2 separate regions of the Homo sapiens genome follow, and region 1 is linked to region 2. The links are chromatin loops, found by intact Hi-C in ENCODE. Cell type or tissue: A673. All regions are shown on one strand. Each heading gives the region's core, and the rest is flanking DNA. Links, peaks and the distances in the headings are about the cores only.

Evidence for each region. Peaks named below come from ENCODE experiments on the same cell type or tissue, not always from the same donor. Only the 100,000 strongest peaks of a DNase experiment are listed, where the experiment ranks them.
Region 1: a loop joins it to region 2, with 3 times the contacts of the local background. A loop is called at or near these places in 11 of 110 quality-filtered maps.

Annotation. Positions count from the first base shown.
Region 1 is chr13:98,836,953-98,844,952 of GRCh38, reverse strand. DOCK9 (dedicator of cytokinesis 9) reads left to right here. Exons shown (of 53, transcript NM_001366683.2): 39 at 7,344-7,459. Among named protein-coding and RNA genes, the nearest start is that of DOCK9-AS1, 8.9 kb to the right of the region's middle. In A673, for the core only: CTCF peaks have their summits at 1,875 (motif pointing right) and 4,659 (motif pointing left); DNase peaks (open chromatin) are centred at 1,902 and 4,642.
Region 2 is chr13:99,264,261-99,274,927 of GRCh38, reverse strand. The region is part of intron 4 of UBAC2 (UBA domain containing 2); the gene reads right to left. Among named protein-coding and RNA genes, the nearest start is that of GPR18, 11 kb to the right of the region's middle. In A673, for the core only: CTCF peaks have their summits at 5,104 (motif pointing left) and 8,862 (motif pointing right); DNase peaks (open chromatin) are centred at 5,117 and 8,877.

The DNA of each region.
Region 1 (8,000 bases), core at 1-8,000, 430 kb after region 2:
AACAATTATTTGTTATTCCAAGTGCTGTCTTTAATACATGGTTATTAATATCCTTCCATCATGTCTAATAATAAATTCCATTCGCTGTGATTTTTCACACCTCTTTTTAAAATACAGGCCAACAGTAAAGGCAGTGTTCCCAATGCATTGTATTAATAATAGTTCAAAGTAAGACACCTGAGGAACCAAAACAAAGCAGCTTCCCACACCTCTGACCCAGCAACGTGGGCATTATGAAGATTGTCCGGGTGCAGTTTAAGTGTTATGAAGATTGGCTGGGCATGGTGGCTCATGCCTGTAATCCCAACACTTTGGGAGGCCAAGCTGCTGGTGGCCAAGCAGCAGGTGGATCACTTGAGACCAGGAGTTCGAGACCAGCCTGGCCAACATGGTGAAACCCCGTCTCTACTAAAAATACAAAAACTAGTCAGGCTTATTGGCACACACATGTAATCCCAGCTACTGGGGAGGCTGAGACATGAAATCACTTGAACCTGGGGGGCTGAGGTTGCAGTGAGCTAAGACTGTGCCACTGCACTCCAGCCTGGGTGACAGAACAAGACCCTATCTCAAAAAAAAAATAAAAAAAATAAAAAATGTTATGAAGATAGTCTGTCTTGATAAAATCCCAGGCTTAATTTAGATAATGTCAGTCTGCCACACGGAGTTGGTAGCCATAAAATGCTACTTCTGAGTTCTACACTTAGCTGTAGAATGCAAATTGAGTGACACCTTTAAGGCTACAGTACTTGATTTTTTAACATCTTTTCTGTTGGGGCTTTGACTAGTTCTGCAGAAAGGGATTGGAACAAAACCAGGAGTTTGTTATTTTTAGTTTTTCTTTGCCATTTAGCAGCAGAAATTCAATCCCCACTGATAAACAGAACCTGCTGGACCTCCTTTGCTCAGATAATTTCTATAACACAGAGGTTAACTCACTATTGGTTGAAATAAATGCTTAAACTTTGAAGCACTTTTTAAAAAATCATAAGTACACCAGTGCTGCACCTCCAATGATAATCATTTAGGAAACACAGAAAACAAAAATTAAATGAATGGTCCACATGTGAATAAATAACCTTAATCCACTCGGATATGCAGCAGCTCTTCCCACTGCAAATGGGTTTTGTGGTGGTAACTTGAATTGGAGGAGAGAGACAGCTGGCCTGGTGCTGCTGCTGCTGCCAAAAGCCATCTTGTTAACATGGTTTATTTCCATTCTGTCTTCCTGCTACCCACAAGAGCCCTGTCCTCCTGTCTCCCTCCTCTTTCATCAGTTTTCAGTGGCATACTGTCCTCAGTCACATTTCTCCTGCTTTGCCAGTAAACAGCATGTAGCTGATTCTTCTAGTCCTCGCCTGCATTCCTACAATTCCTGCTCATTCCGAATTGGTTCTGTTATCTCCTAAGTTGTTGCAACTCCTAGAACTCAGCCTTCTTTTACATCTCCAATTCTCATTATGTGTTTGAATGGCTTCAGCTTTTCCCTCCGCTAGCTCTTTGAGCTCCAAATCATCAACTCAGACAAAAAACACAGAGAAGGGAGTGCATACTGTATGTACATGAACATGTTTGTGTGTGTGTTTTATATATATGTACATGTTTGTTTTCATCTCTACCTGGGTATTTTTTGGGAAATTTATGGCCATATGTCTTTAAAAAAAATCCCATTTAACAACAAATACAATACCTTCTGTTGGGCCAACCAATATGACATAGATCCAATATGTGAGAAAGTTGCCAGGGAACCCCAGGAGTCCAAAATGATTTTATTTCAGAAGAGAATAAAAATAGGAAGAGTCCCTGTACATCTGCATTGTTCATTTCCGCTATTTCTGTAGAGTAGGAAAGGCTTTGTCAGAACTCAGCTTGACCAGCAGGGAGCAGCAGAGGCCCATGGGAAACGGAATCCTTTGTAGGTCTGTCCCCATCACCACTGGTAACAGGACATGGAAGAAGGCACCACACGCACTGCACATGGAACTCCAGCAAGAACCTGTCTTTACTCTTTAATTTTGATAGGAAGTAGAATAGCAAATCCCCATGCCCAAATCCCGTGATGGCCAAGTAGTCTTAGCTATTTGAAAAACACCCTTAAAAGACAGGTTTGTTGTTTAGGCCATCACTCAGGTGTATGGAAAATAAACTTTAGAACACTTAGGCCTTGACATATTTAGTGTAATTTGTGCTCATTGTGTATCAGTGGAAGAGATTTGTGTCAAATAAAAAATTGAGAGTGATAGCACAAAACCACAAAGAGAGGGTACACTGTAGGTACATGAACATGCATATGTGTATATATGTGCATGTCTATAAACCACATTATGAGGTGAAAACTTAGTGAAATGTGTTTGAAAATAAGTGGTGCATTTGCAAAATATATATAAAATAACACTATGTTTACTTTGATGTCGTGTTGTTCTAGGAATACATCAAGTTCATTTGCATAATTCATATTTTCCACTGGTATAATGCAGGGAACACCAGCCAAGAGGTAGCAGCATGAAAAGAAAATCTGGATTTCATATAATTTGATCTAAAAGGCAGTTAAAGATTACTGGGTCAAGTTGCAGATAATATTTCAGATCAGAATCAGAAAGTATTTTCTAACTGAACTGGCCTTGAGTGGCATGTGCTGAGCTGCCTGTGAAGTTCATGTGGACACCTGCAGCTGGAGCTGTGCAAACAGACTGGAGGAGGCCCAGCTGGGGTATTGTCCAGGTCACTTAAGCATGCCATGAGGAGTTGGATGGCGTGGCTTGTCAGGCCCCATTTAACTCCGAAATGTCTTTGTTACCTAAAGCACAAGCAGGAAAATGAATATAGGTGATCATTAAATTCCTTTACTGTACATCATATTGAATTAATATGAAAAATACAGAGAATGTAGACATCTCTGAGTTAAAATATTTTCCAAAAGTTTTAAAGCATGGATAATATATCTTTAAAATTGGATAAAATGTGCTTGGATGCTTTAAACATATACTCAAAATAGTAAATAAATGTTTGTGGCCAGGCATGGTGGCTCATGCCTGTAATCTCAGCACTTTGGGAGGCTGAGACAGGCAGATCACTTGAAGTCAGGAGTTCGAAACCAGCCTGGACAACATGGTGAAACCCCGTCTCTACTAAAAACAAATAATAATAATAATAATAATGCAGAAAAATCTGGGCATGGTGGTGCATGCCTGTAATCCCAGCTACTCAGGAGGTTGAGGCAGGAGAATTGCTTGAACCCAGGAGGTGGAGGTTACAGTGAGCCGAGATCATGCCGCTGCACTCCAGCCTGGGTGACAAAGCGAGACTTCGTCTCCAAAAAAAAAAAAAAAAAAAAAATTTTGTTCATAAACAAGACACTTATTTCCTTGATTCTGAGATATGTTTCCTTGATTCTGAGGCACATTTTTGCACACTTTCTAGTATTTCCAAAGTTGGGTATATCTTACACATTACACTGGATATGGTAGTCTGTCATTGATTGGTATTTCTTGCAATTGATGGGGTCTCAGAGGTGAGCAGGTCTGATACAGTGTATGTTTAAAGTCAGTCATTTGTAATATCCTTACAGAGGATTTTAAGATGTGTGGTATGTTTAAACCAAGTATTTTCACTTGGGGCCTTTACTTCATATGAGGTCCCACTTTCAGATGCAACTCAACATTAGGTTTAAAAAAGACACAGGGAAGAGAAAGCTGATGGTATGACGCCTACCTCCTGAAGCATAAACTCTTAGATTACAGCCCGTGTCTCCACAAGGCATTCTGAGCATATTTGTTTTTTTTGTCTGTGGATCAAAGGGCAGATATCAAATGATATAAATTTTACCTTGGGGTATCACTATTTATTCTATTCTCTACTCTTTGCCAGTCTGTGAGGAAAACCTCTTTAGCAATAAAAATTGGATGGAAATGAATAATAGATTGTGTAGATATTGATCAGTTTGATATTTTGCAAAAATGTTTGAACTCAATAAAACCATATGCCATGAGTTAATAGGTATCTAGGAGACTAGGTCTTCTACATTTGGAGAGTTCTTTCAGCAAGAAAATTCCTTGTTATTTGGTATTTATATTTTCTCATAAGACTTACTGTGTTTCTGGATTCATGTTATGGGCTAGAGGGGAAAAAAGTCAAAATACGAACAAGAATTTTGGTTGCATAAAGAGTGAAGGTGGCTATCAACATGGAAGTGCCCCCTATAGGAATACGTCTCTGACCTACTCTTCTATCCCAAATGTCCTCTGGTATTCAGAAAAGGCATGTGGCCTCAGGCTTCTGTCCTGCCCACCACATTACCTCTGATGTCATGGTGGTGGGGAGGGAGGAGGTTCGCCGATGTGTCAGCATTATTCATTTGAACTATGCAGGTAACGTGAGTTTGTAGAACAGGGTTAGGTTAATTCAGTGTAGACAAATTTCATCTGTGGCCCCAGAGTATTTGAAAGATTTGGGGGCTTTAGAATAAGTCTTGTCAGAATGACAACAGAATGAAAATTGTATAAATTTGAGCAGTGAATCCGAAGGACCGTAAAGCATCCCGGGGCATGTGTGTCAGAGATAGCACGTCCCTGCAGAAGTCCTGCAGCTCTGTCCCTGAAGAGCCTGGCTGGAGCGAATCAGTGCAGGGCCCCAGGCACCACGGCCCCCTAGTGGAAATCAGTGTGCTTCACACCGCACTCCTTACTTGCCCGGGTCAAAAGCTGCTTAATCAGCTTTCAAAACATTGCCAACCCTTAGTTTAAATAATTTCTCTGCCTCTTCTTGGATTTACTAGCTCAGCTTCATTTTCCTGTGTTGGTCTATACCATGGTGATTGTTGATTCAAGTCCTCCTCCTGCACAGCTCTGTTCCAGGCCTTGAGACAGTCTCAGTCTCTGTGACTGGTTCAGCCTCTCTATGCTGCCAATTATTTTTAGGGATTTAAAAAAATAGCTCTAGCTCAGGAATCCTGCTGATTTTTTAGATGAAACAGTTGGAGGAAAAGCAAAGCATAACAATATGTGGCTAAAAGGACCATTTCTTTTAGATTCCTGTATGACTCAGGCAAGCGTACCGATGTCTGTATGAATCTGACTCTAAAGGAGAGTAGATGGTGTAATAACATTTCCCAGTACCATGTTTCCATATGTGTATACATAATTATATAATAACTTAATTAGCATAGTCCATTGATGGTATGTTTTAAAACAGCACATGGCCAAATTCTAATTTTTAATTGTTGCAGGCTTTCAGCCAGGAGTAGTTAAATTCTATGGGAGTTCTTCAGGCCATCTCATTGGTAATCATCACCTAGATGCACTTCACCTGTTGGTGATCTAGACCAAGAAAAGGACAGTTCTTTGCAGAGAAAGGAATTAAAATAAAGCCAGTTCCTTGTTAAAATTGAACCCAGACAAAAACTCATTCGGGGCAAATGGCAGCCCTCAGGAAAGGATCCCTTGGACCTGTATGATCATTTTGGTTGGTCTGATAACAGGTGTTGTATTTCTTGTGTGTGCCCTCTTACCACAGTATGTGATCACTTTAACAGTCATCATCGACCTGTTTGTTTTCCTCTTTCATTGTCTCTGTATCTTACCAAACAACCTCGCTGAATAAAGTCATGCCTTGGATTACCATCATGGCAGTACAAGTAACATTAGTACCCCAACATATCCACCTTTATTTTCTCTGGGAGATTTCGTACCCCAAAAGCAAAAAATGAAATAGAACTAGCATGGTGCGAGATGTGTTACAGATCCTCACTAAATTTGGAGAGACGTTGGCTGTGCTGCAGAGTGGAAGTGATGTGATCCACAACAGGATCTCAGCACCACCTTTGTAAAAGCAAAGCAGCATTGGATAAAAGCACACAACAGCATTTCTATCATATTTTAAAAAGCACTTCTGTAGCTTTTAAAGCTCTTCTGTAGCCTTTTAAAAACCACTCTATAATTCTGACATTTGAGTCAGAATGATGTCATGCTAGTTACTTGATTTTCTCCCAATAATATGTACTATGATACAGTGACCTGGATAAGGAATTTGGAGTGTAGATTCTGTTTTTTTCCCATTACTGGTCTCAAGAACATTCCCTAGGTTTTCTGTACTTCATTTTCTTGATCTATGTACAAAATGTCCTCCTCTCTGGAGTATTAGGAAAATTACTTAAGTAATGAGGCGTCGCTTTAATTTTGCTCCTTGGAGAAAGACATTACATGGTGTTTTATTATATTGCCATCTTTCTTTGTAATCTAGATCAATACTGTAACATCTTTGCATCCCTATATGTATTTCTGCTAATGCATACCATTTCATAATTTAATCTCAACTTGTATGTCAAATTGCATTTATATCAGTACTAAACTGATTTTGCCACATATAGAAGATATCCGTTTGTATTTAAATTAGGTGTGACTAAGCTAAGTTTAAATGACAGATTCTTCAAGTCCTTTTCTTTTTCTAAACATTTCTTTCAGACATGTTGGCTTTTATGCTTTTTCTTAAAGCAAGTAGAATACTATGCACAGCGCAGTCAACTCTTGATTATCATTCACGAGCTTGCTGATAACATAGCTCCTGAAGTTATTGACTTAACACCTCCATAGCGCTCAATGTGTGCCAGGCACTGTTCCAAGAGCTTCACAAATATTAACAAATTTAATCCTTACCACAACCCTTTGAGGTAGATACTGTATTATCCCCATTCTACAGATGAGGCAGCTGAGGTTATAAAGGGGCCAAATAACTTGCCAAGGCCACACAGCTGGTGAGTGGCAGAGTGGGACTCAGTGACCAGCAGCCTGATCTCAGGCTCATTTTCTTAACCTGCGTTGTGCTGCTGCCTCCGTCTACATGGGAAGCTTTGGAAATCTTAGCCTCTGCCAGCACTCCTGCTGGATAGCAGAATCGATCAATGCCTGTCTTGGTCCAAGTCCTGTCTCCACTGTTTACTACCTGTATGACTTTAGACAAGTTTAGCCTTTCTGTGCCTTCATTTCCTTATCTCCACCAAGGGTTCAACAATCTTCATACTTCACAGGGCTGTTGAGGGATTAAATGAGAGAATATGTGTAAAGTTCATAGAATCGTGGCTGGTACACAGCAAGTGCATAATAAATGTTTGCTGTGGTTATTGCCCTTTCAGAGTGGGAAAAAAGTTATAATTGTATTGAAACATTATTACTACTTTCTCCCTTCCTTCCCCCTCCCACCCCGCCCCCCACCCCAAAAAAAAGGCAAACACAGAGACAAGGTCCCAAAGTGGGCCTTCTGAATAATCAAAAGTTGACTGTGCCTACCGCATCCTGCCAGCCTTGCCTTCTGAACCACTGGGCAGTAATCTTGTGTTGTAATTCATGCAGGCTATGGCCACTCGGACGCAGATGTTCTGCACCAGTCATTACTTGAAGCCAACATTGCTACTGAGGTTTGCCTGACAGCTCTGGACACGCTTTCTCTATTTACATTGGCGTTTAAGGTTTGTATCAATTTGCTGTTCGTGGTTCTAGTTTTACCTTTCACATTCATTCTGCTTGGTAAGCTCAGTGAGCACAAACTTACTATGTTGCATTTTTACTTCAGCAATTATTTTTGTCCCTGTAAGGAAACCATTAATCTTTAAATTCCTTTAATGAAATCATTCCACAGTGAATGGCTTGAATGCCCTGAAATAAAATTTAACTGGTCAGTGTGTGCTGCGCGCTTGGGTATGGTGGAAACACGGTCTCTGGAGGCAGTTAACTCTTGGCTCGAACCTTGAGGATGGTGAATATAGGCACCTAATCAGGCATTTCTGCCTTGAATATCTTTAAATATATCCAAATGTTATAGCGTTTAATTAGATTTTTATGTAGAAAGGAGCAATAAACACAGACACATGTTTTCAGTTTTTTATCTGTTACTGCATTAAATGATAAAAACGTTTTGGAGATAGAAAATGAAAGGGGTTTTTTTTTTGTCTTGTTTTTAAGTTTTAGCAAATAATATTCAAGTAGGTGGAGATGGACTCTTCAGCCACT
Region 2 (10,667 bases), core at 1,586-9,585:
GGGGCAACATGGAGAAACCTCATCTCTACAAAGAATACAAAAATTAGCTGGGAGTGGTGGTGCGCACCTGTAATCCCAGCTACTTGGGAGGCTGAGGTGGGAGGATCACCTGAGGCCAGGTAGTTGAGGCTGCAGTGAACCATGACTGCGTGCCACCACACTCCAGCCTGGGCAACAGTGAAACCCTGTCTCAAAAAAAAAAAAAAGAAAAGAAAAGGAAAAAGGATATTCATAATAACAGTATTTGTACTATTCCCAAATTATAAACAATCCCAATGTCCATTAACATTAACAGTATTATGAGGCCAGGCACGTGCCTCATGCCTGTAATCCTAACACTTTGGAAGGCCAAGGCAGGAGGATCACTTGAGCTCATGAATTCAAGACCTGCCTGGGCAACATAGCAAGACCTTGTTTCTACTAAAAATAAAAAAAACTAGCCAGTCCTGGTGGAGTGCATCTGTAGTCTCAGCTACTGGGGAGGCTGAGGCAGGAGAATTACTTGAGCCCAGGAGGTCGAGGCTGCTGTGATCATGCCACTGCACTCCAGCCTGGGCAACAGAGCAAGACCCTATCTCAAGAAAAAAAAAAGCAGTAGAATGGATAGATGGTGGTATTCACACACCAAAATACTATACCAATAATGGAAAAAAAATTAACTACAGGTACATACAGCAACACAGGTGAAACTAAACAGAATACTGAAAAAAATAAGCAAGATACAGAAGAGTCCACATCTCTATTATGTAAAGTTTAAAAACAGACAAAACTAGATCAGGGTGTTAAAAGTCAGTGTAGACTTCTGGGAGGAAGGAGTAACTGTAAGGTAGCAAAAGTGGACCTTTTAGGGAGTGGGTCACATTCTGTTCTTCAACTGGATGGTGCTTAGAAGGTGTCACTTTGTAAAAAGTCTGTGAGCTCTGGACTCAAGATATATACATTTATACCTCAATAAAAATTTATTTTAAAATATTAATTAGAATAATTGCAAGGTAGAACCCAGGAAACCTCCCAGCAAGGAGAGCAAAAACACAGAGAAAGAAAGCAGGAAAAAAAAAAAAAAAGATGAAAACTGGACCTGTCCAGGAGACTGAACATCTAGGTAATAGGATTTCCAGAAAGAACTGAGAAAAATGGAAGAGGAGGTGATCAAAATAATTCAGGAAAAATTCAAGAAGAGAAATACAGGGATCACCTGTTTGACAGGGCCCACACCAAGTGTACAACCCAAATGGATGAATCTGCTTGGATTCATCACTCCAAAGCACCTCATCAAAACTGTCACAAAGTATTAATAATCAGATCAACACTAAATTCATCAACAGCCACACTGCAAGGTACCTACCTTAAGAGGTAGGTACCTACCAAGAGATAGCATTTCCTTAATCATTTCTTCCTCTACATCTTTCCTTTCCCCCAGGACAGGCAAACTACCATATAAAGAAACCGCTTACTCTCAATACTGCTAATTTCTGAGAGTTTAAAAATGAATCCCTCACTAGCCAAGACACCTCTGGAACCTCACCAAACAGGAGTGGATCACAAAGGTCCTGCAGTGGCTGTGGATTCTCTATCCTGGGTGCTCACTGCCCCTCTTAACCTAATCTGACTCTGCCAAAGTGGTTTAACACCTTTCAGGGAAACATGAGCTAAGAGGCCAAAATCACTAGGCAACCTTAGAACACAGTCGCAACAAAAAAGAAACAAACTGAATAATATTACCAACTAGGAAAGCAACATTTTTAGAAAAGATGAACCTCAAGTTATAAAATATATTAATAGGTATACTAATAGAAGAGATAAAAGAAAATATTAATATCTCAAATTCCAGCTGAATTTTTAAAGATAACTGATTAACTTACTCTAAAATTTATACAGAAGAATAGTTAGGTTAATCTTGAAAAGATGAACCAAAAAAAAAAAAAGAGTAACCTGTTCTACTAGATATCAATACATACTACAAAAACAAAATGGCTAAAAATACTAGAGCATGAACAGACACACGGACCAATGGAATAGAGAGTAAAGCAGATACACACACAGACTCACAATGTACACATACACACACAATATACATGCTGCTGTGCACTGAACTTTGTCTCCCCCCACCCCTAAATTCATATGTTGAAGCACTAGCCCCCAATGTGGTGGTATTTGGAGGTAGGACCTTTGGGAGGCAATTAGGTTTAGGTGAGGTCATGAGGGTGGGGCCCCCATGATGAGATTAGTGCCCTTGTAAGAGGAGGAAGAGAGACCAAAGTGAGCTCTCTCAGCCATGTAAGGACACAGCAAGAGGGTGGCCATCTGCAAGTCAGGAAGACGGCAGGCCCTCACCAGAACTTGACCATGCCAACATCCTGATCTTGGACTTCTAGCCTCCAAAACTGTGAGAAAATAAATTTCTGTGTAAGCCACCCACTCTATGACAGCACGAGTTTACTAAGACACTCATATATCCTATGACCCTACATTCCTGCTCCTGGGTTTATATGCCAAAGAGAGTCTGTCACAGGCCCATGAGAATGGCTTAAGATTAAGGATATAGATAAAACAAGGTGGCCATGAGTTGATCAGTGTTGAAAGTGGGTGATGTTGAAACATGGGGTTCATTACAGTGTTCTCTCCTTTCTTATACATGCTTAAAAATTTCTCTAATGAACCCAGATATCAGAAACAAAGATAGAAATTAAAATATGGGCTGCTTTAGTGGCCCACAAGGCACTTGACCTAGATACAAGCCCCTGGAGTTGAGGGCTGGGATTTTTAGGTCTAGTAGAGCTAAAAGAGGTGACCTTAAGCAGCTCAAGGAAAGAGAGCTGGGACTGAGCCCAGACCATCAAAGATCACTGTCTTTTAGAGAGAAGACTAAAAATATTCCATTTATAGTCTGCTGAAACAACAAAGAAAGTTAGCTTACATTAAAAGCCTTGGAAACAAAAAGATCAAACAGTCCTAACAAAAAATTAAAATCTAAGGCCAACATCATACCTGAATTTGTGGCCTAGATTTACCCCCACTTGAATGGTCTGGGAGCTCTAAGGTAAGAAAATAATATAAAAGCTAATCCAGGCAACAAAAACCCCTCAGGACCCAGCAGTAGTAAACACAAAATCCCTCAACAGAGATACTTTTGTGAGCTGGGGGACATGGGGACTCGAAGAGCAAATGAAACCACTGAAAATGAGTTCACAATAAAAAATTAAAACTCTAAGAAACAACAGACTACCCTGAGGGAGAATTTGATAACCTGAGAAGCAGAAGTGAAAAACAATTTAAAAACTCTAAGTATGTATAAAATGATTAAGTGCTTTTTTAAAAAAGAATGGGAAACAATGAAAAGAAAGCACAGGCCAACATGACTTCATCTCCCAAAGCATCATGCAATGGCTCCCGAATGCCCTGATTAAAGGCCAAAATTAGTACAATGGCCTGACAGGACAGTGACCACTCTTACCTCCCTGGCCTCATCTCCTGCTATCTTCCCACACCCCATCCCCCCATCACTCTGCTCCAGCTGTCCACGTACGGGATGGTCCCATCTCCACCTGAGGGCCTTGGCACTGGCAGTCTCTGATATCTGGAATACTTTCCCCAATATCTCCACATAGCTCACACCTTGACCCCTTCAGGTCTTTGCTCAAATATTACCTGATTTCTGAAGCTTTTCCTTACTAGAATTATTAAAACTGCAATCCCACTCACACCCTGGCATTCCCTTCCCTAGTTTATTTAGTTTTGTACAACACAGATCATGATCTGGCATATATATATTACAAATTTTTATTTTGTTTACTGTCTTTTACCCTCAATTACAATGTACAGTCGATGAGGACAAAGATTTTGTCTGCTTTGATCAGTGCAGGATCCTCAGAGCCCAGAACAAGGCTTATCATAAAGTAGGTGCTCAACAAATAATTTAACAAGAGGAAAAGAGAATGCAAAAAGATTGGGGAAATCAGAAAAGAGCCGATTGCTCTTGTAAAATATGAGGTAGAATTCTCTCATTCATTCATGCATGCATAAATACCCAAACATTTACTAAGTGGCTACTTTATACAAGGAAGTGTCAAGCTATTCTCTTCCTCACTTTGGAAATTCTTTCTTCTCCTAAAACATGACTGAAATTGACTTCCTCCATAATTTACCATAAAAGATTAGCATATTTTCTAAGTTAATAAAAGTACGCAATGTACTGAAAATCATCTTTTACAGTTCAGCTTCCTGTTCCTTATTTTTATTCTTCTTCAGAACTCATGTGCATGTCCACACCATCAACCATCAATTTCTATCTAACTATGTTTCTAAGTACAAACTCTCGTTCCCTACTTACTTACTTTCTGGGTTTTGAAAATATTCTACTTGTTGTTGATACCACTATAATCTTGGACATTGATATAGAAATGTAAAAAGTAGTAATTAAAATCTAACACTTGATCTGTGCCCAAGAATTAGCTAAGGAGCATTATTTAGGAAGACAAAAGCTGATGACTATAAATGTGACCATAATATTCACCTCTGCTAAATTCCAATTATTTTCTTATTAACATTTACATACATGTGCATTCTAGTGAAAACAGTCTGTGGTTCATATAAGACTTCAAAGAGACACAAAATGGCAAACAATATTACCATATGCCCTTGATAAAAATATCTGCTTACAATTCTCTTTGATTAGCTCAATAATTTTCAGATAATGATTATTTTTTTCTTTAATGTTACTATTAGGGCCAAGTAGTGTGTTGCCTCACCTTACGTAGTTAAAATTTGGAACTGTGCTGAGCTGAGCCCATGAATAATCAGAACTAAAAATCATTCTTAGGTTTACATCATAGGAGTTTCACAATTGCTATACCAGTGGTGTTTAAAATACTTTATTGTGTTGTTTAGGAAAAATTAACACACATACACAATACCAGTTTTTAATTCTAACTACAGCACACGCCTTTATGAAATAGTCACAGGGTATCAAACTGTTAAAGGTGTTTGTATAAAGTATAATACCATTCTGTTATTTATTACAAAAATGTTTCACCATATGATCCCCATTTAATAACTTATTTTAGAGGAGTTAAAGCTTTTATCAAGTTCTATGTAACACTGCCATCTAGTGCAGTGTTACTGCAGGCAATGCCTACTGAACTGCTGAGCATGCTCATTTCAGAAAGGGGAAAACAGCTTTAACATGGAAGCTTACAGTCTAGATTGAAGTTCTGTAAGAATTCGTAGTAATAATATGAAAAATGTAATTTATTTTGAATATTTTATTTTATAAATGTTTCAAATATGTCACCCTACCAACTCATTATTTAGCTCTTACCTTAATGGTGTCAGGATTTTCTCATTCTATTCCTCTTTAAGTATTTATAAAGACTTTCTGGAAGTACGTACTTCAAAATTTAAAAATACCCCTTGCTTATAAGAAAGCAAAAAATCAATCACTTAGATTATATAGAAAAAATATCAAACCTCTTTGTATTACAGAATTTGAGAAATATAATAATAACTCTACATTGCAGTGAATTATGTCCTGGAACAAGTTCTGCTGTACCAGTACTAGGCTGCACAGAACATCCTGGGAAATGCGGTCCCTTGGCTGGACTCCAATTAATTTCTCTAGTTCTCTAAGCCTACTTATGAATCTCACAATAAAGAAGAGCACAGAATCAGAATATAGCTCATTTAAACCACAGAATGCTCACGGTTTAAAGGGATTTCATAGGCACTCCATTTGTGGTACCTACCAATGAGTGGACTTCCTGCAACACCCCTGCCTCGCACTCTCCCAGCCACAGCCTGAGTATCCTCAGTGTCAAATTCAGCAGCTCCCAAGGGAGATCACCTCATCTTGAGACAGTGAGTGCTGCAAAGTTACTCCTTATGCCAAGCCCAAAGCTATATCCCGTAGCATGTCCCCGTGGTCTTCATTCACCACAGGCCATTCCCCCCTTATTTAACTCCTCTTTCACTGGGCAGCCCTTTCAACAGTGGAAGACAGTTCTGCCCCAGTTTCTTCTCTCTGGGGTAAGCAATGCCTGTTCTCCACCTGTTTCTCCCATGGCCAATCTCCATCTCCACCCCATCCTGATGCCAACCTGGACCACCAGCAACATCCTTGTTTCCCTGTAATCCTACAAATGGCATCTAGGGGCATATTAGTGTCAACTGGCAGTCACTCCATGATGCCATTTCACAAGCCAAACAACTCTATCATTCAGTGCCTCTACAGCTGATTTTTAAGACTCAAGAGAAAGACCTAATGTTCTCTCTCTTACCTTCTTTACCTTTTGTGTTTCTTTTTTTTTTTTTTTTTTTTTTTGAGACAGAGTCTCACTCTGTAGCCCAGGCTGAATGGAGTGCAGTGACAGGATCATGGCTCACTGCAGCCTCGGCCCTCCAGGCTCAGGTGATCCTCCCACCTCAGCCTCCTAGGTAGCTGAGACTACAGGCACATGCCACCACGCCTGGCTAATTTTTTGTATTTTATGTAAACACAAGGTTTTGCTATGTTGCCCAGGATGGTCTCCAGGACTCAAACGATCTGCCTGCCTTGGCCTCCCAAAATGCCGAGATTACAGGTGAGAGCCACCATGCCTGGCCTCCTTCTATGTTTCATATTTTGACTATAAAGCCCAAAACTCCAGCTTGCTGAGGCAGCTAATGTGTTAGAGCTATTGTTCTTCTGAGAAGACTGCTAGCAGCTCCCCGAAAACCCACTGTTCCCTTATCTCCAGGGACACAACTGCCCAGGTAAGATTACATCTCCCAGCCTCCCTGTGATTAGGTGTGGCCACGTGACCAAGTTCTTGCCAATGGTTTGGGAGCAGGAGTGACATCTGCAACCTTGAAGGCACCTGGGGAAAGGCAATCCCTCCTCCTGCATGCCCCTTCTTTCTTCCACACCAGCTGGAAGCAGAAGCCATGGAGCCTCCTTGGAAGGCACATGTTGAGGAAAGCAGAGGTGCTCCACCAGACCAGGCCCTTGACGACTTACCGGTACAGAGCCTGCCTACCCCACAGGGTGGTTACAAAAGTGAAATGAACATCTGCGCTCTTTGAGCCACTGTGTCAGCGGTTTGTTACAGAAGCTTAGCCTCCACCATTACTGAAATATCCTCCTAGTTTTTGTAATTTGCAAATCTGATGAGCAAACACACTATATTTTGGTATTTTTTATCACTGATAAAATATTAATCAGAACAGCAGGGACCAAGAATGCTACAAAAAGATAAATGTTACTCTTTCAATTTCAAATGACTATAATAATAAAGGCAGATACCTTTCAGAGCATAAGAAAGCAGCAGTAGCAAGTGGAAGGCTCTGAAGTGAGCAGACTCTGGAACAGAGCTAGTTTCTTCCTTCCTTACTTATATCCTCCTGGACAAGGCAAAGGTGCTGAGGACTGCAGGAAAATACTGCTTCGGCTTAAGTCATGAGGAAAGGTTCCAAAAGGACTCATTGATTTTACTCAGGATAACCTCCCCTCCCTTCCCCTCACCATTTAGAAATCTAAAGCTATGAAATTCATCCTTATCATCAAAATATGATAAATGAGCAAGCCTAAAATATGCTCCAAAAATTGCATCAAAGGACACAATCAACAAAGAAAAGAGGCACCCTACGGAGTAAGAGAAAAAATATTTGCAAATCATCTGATAAGGGATTAACATCTAGATTACATAAAGAGCTCCTACAGCTCAACAACCAAGAAAGATTAACAAATGGGCAAAGAACTTGAATAGGCAATTCTCTAAAGAAGAAATATATATAAATGGCCAAGAAGCCCATGAAAAGATTCTTGAAGTCACTCATCATCGGAAATGGAAATGAAACCACAATGAGACACCACCTTATGCCCATGAGGATGGCTACTACAGGAAAGGAAGGGAGGGAGGGGAGGGAAGGGCGAGTGTGAGAGAGGTGTGCCTGCGAGCCAAGATAGGGAGAAACTGGGCATTGTGTTGCTGGTGCAGCTGCTGGGGAAAACGATACAGCCATTCCCCAACAAACTAAAACCAGAATTACCACACGATCCGGCAATTTCACTTTCAGGGATATAACCCAAAAGAACTGAAAGTAGGGACTGAAGAGATATTTGCTGTATGATGGGTACAGGCTTTCAGTCTGGGAAGATGAAAATGTCCTGGAGGTTGGCTGCACAGCAGTGTGAATGAACTTAACACTACTGAACTGCACATTTAAACATGGTTAAGACGATAAATTGTCTAATACATATATATATATATTTAACATGTCAAATTTGTTCTAAGGCCACATTTATGTTTAATATCTTAGTATAATATCAGATACAAATAAGAGTTAAAATGGAATCTTCTCAAGGCCCTAGCCCAGGAATACACATAGTCCTACAGAGAAAAACTGTTTCCTAAAAAAGAGGATGCTTCCAAAGAGGGCAGAAATGGTCTACAAGCCAAAATGTTTTAGAGTAAGCTTGTCCAACCTGCAGCCCATGGGCCACATGGGCCCAGGACAGCTTTGAATGCAGTCCAACACAAATTAGTACACTTTCTTAAAATATTATGAGTTTTTTCCATGATTTTTTTTTTGATCATCAGCTATCATTAGTGTTAGTGTATTTTATGTGTGGCCCAAGACAGTTCTCCCAATGTGGCCAAGGGAAGCCAGAAGATTGGCCACCTTGTTTTAGAGGAATACATTCATATCTATTATATAAAGCTACATATTATATAGTATTATGTAATATAATATAGAAATATTCATAAAGTAACATTAAAATATTTTATAATATTCTACCAATTAATAGCTTTTAAAAAAAATTATTTCAATTTCAAAGAGACTTTAGAAGGGGTAAAGGTGAAGAGCTCCAAGACCCACTAATCATCTGTAGGTGGCAGTAGAAGCACAGTATTTATGTCAAAGCAGCCCTGAACTATCAATCGGTATGGAAAACCGGAGACCATACATAAGAAATCTGGATCTATTTCATATTCAAATAAACTGTGTGAGTACTCCTACATTCAATAAATTGCAACTAACTTCTCTGATACGAAACCTTTTTAACTTGCCCACTTTTACCTTAAAACCTCTACACAGCCAATCCCAATCTACCTATTTCTTTTTGTCTCATTATTTTATTTGGTACGTCTTTGTAATTGTATCTACCTAGAAACATTAGCCATTCATTTTTTGAGACATGGCATAACCTTTCTTACAGAAAAACACAAACACCAGTCGAATCCATATGCCTGTTAACTGAGGGCCTGCTGGGTGAAGCACTACTCTAGATGCGCTGAAACGTTTGAAGACGCACGTGCCAGGTCCTTGTTCACAAGGCACACACAAAACGAGAACAAGAAGAAGAAAAGGGGTGAAAGTGCAATCAGGGATCAGTACCCACATGACTGTCAAAGAGAGATGTGTCACAGATACTTCAAACTCCAGTTCTAAAACCTGTAATTACTGATCCTAAATCAAATGTTCCATTCATGTTAGAAGAGCAAATCCTACACCAGAGGCAGAAAGATGTAAGCCAACACAGTCTGAGAACCTTTTTTCCAAAGAAGCACAGCGGCAGCTGGCCTGTGGGTCTCAGGGTGGTCCTGCCTGCCTCCTTCCTTCCCTTCTCAGTTAAGACTCTCTTTAGACTGTGGCTTGCTGAGCGCAAGAAGCTGTATGAGCTGAAAGTCATAAACTTCTCATAAAGTCTACCCATACAAATGGTATTAGCAATAAGAAGATAACATTGCTGCAAATATTCAACTGAATGGAGTACTAGTTTTATTTTATAAGCATACAAGGGAGAGTTCTGGTAAATACCTTGTCTGAGTAACCAAAATCAATGCAGTTTTATTACCAAGAAAAAAACAACACGTCTTCCTCTAAAGGTTGATTATAATGTCTCCAAGAGGTCGACTTAAAAATAAATTTAAAATATGGTAAAAAACATACACACTGAAGAACAATTAAAAAAAAAAAAAAAAACAGCGATGGCAAAGATCAGGAACTAATGTGACCCCATCAGGGGACTGAGTGCTTTGCATTTAGAGTAGGCCCAAACTTCAGCAGACACATTCTTGGTTTTCCTCCCTGGGATGAGGACTTAGGAAATGCATCCTGGACGCATTCAGGCTTCCATGCAGCCTCCAAGCTCCTATCCTGCCGGCTCCTATCCACAGTCCTACAGAAATTCAGAGGAAGACCAAAGGTAAAATACTCTCTGCAATGCAAAGAGTTGGGGAGAGGAATGCCTTCAAATCACACAAGGCCGGAAGTGGATGACCCCTCACAGAAGGCCTCACCCAACTGCCCCTGGGGAGAGTGACCATCAGAGAAATGAGCTAACATGGTTAAGACAACCTGGTCAGTTAGTGGCACATGCTGGGCTCCTGCACAGCTATCCAGTCCCAGTCTAAAGACAGGAAAAATTTAAATAAGCTACAAAGAAAAAAAGGGGACAAACGAAGCCAAGAGAACTAGTGCTTAGTGTCTACAGCATGCACTTTACACAAGCTATAAGGCAGTTTTTAAATAGGAAAGGTAACACATATACAGAAAAGTACAGCATGCCAGAAAATCCATTTGCTTCTTTTCCCTTCCCTAGCCTGTTCTCTGTCCCAGAGGCTGGTGGGTCCAAACTCTATGCAAAGGCTCATGGGCCCCTGGCTTCCTGCTAACAGGAGCCTCAGGGG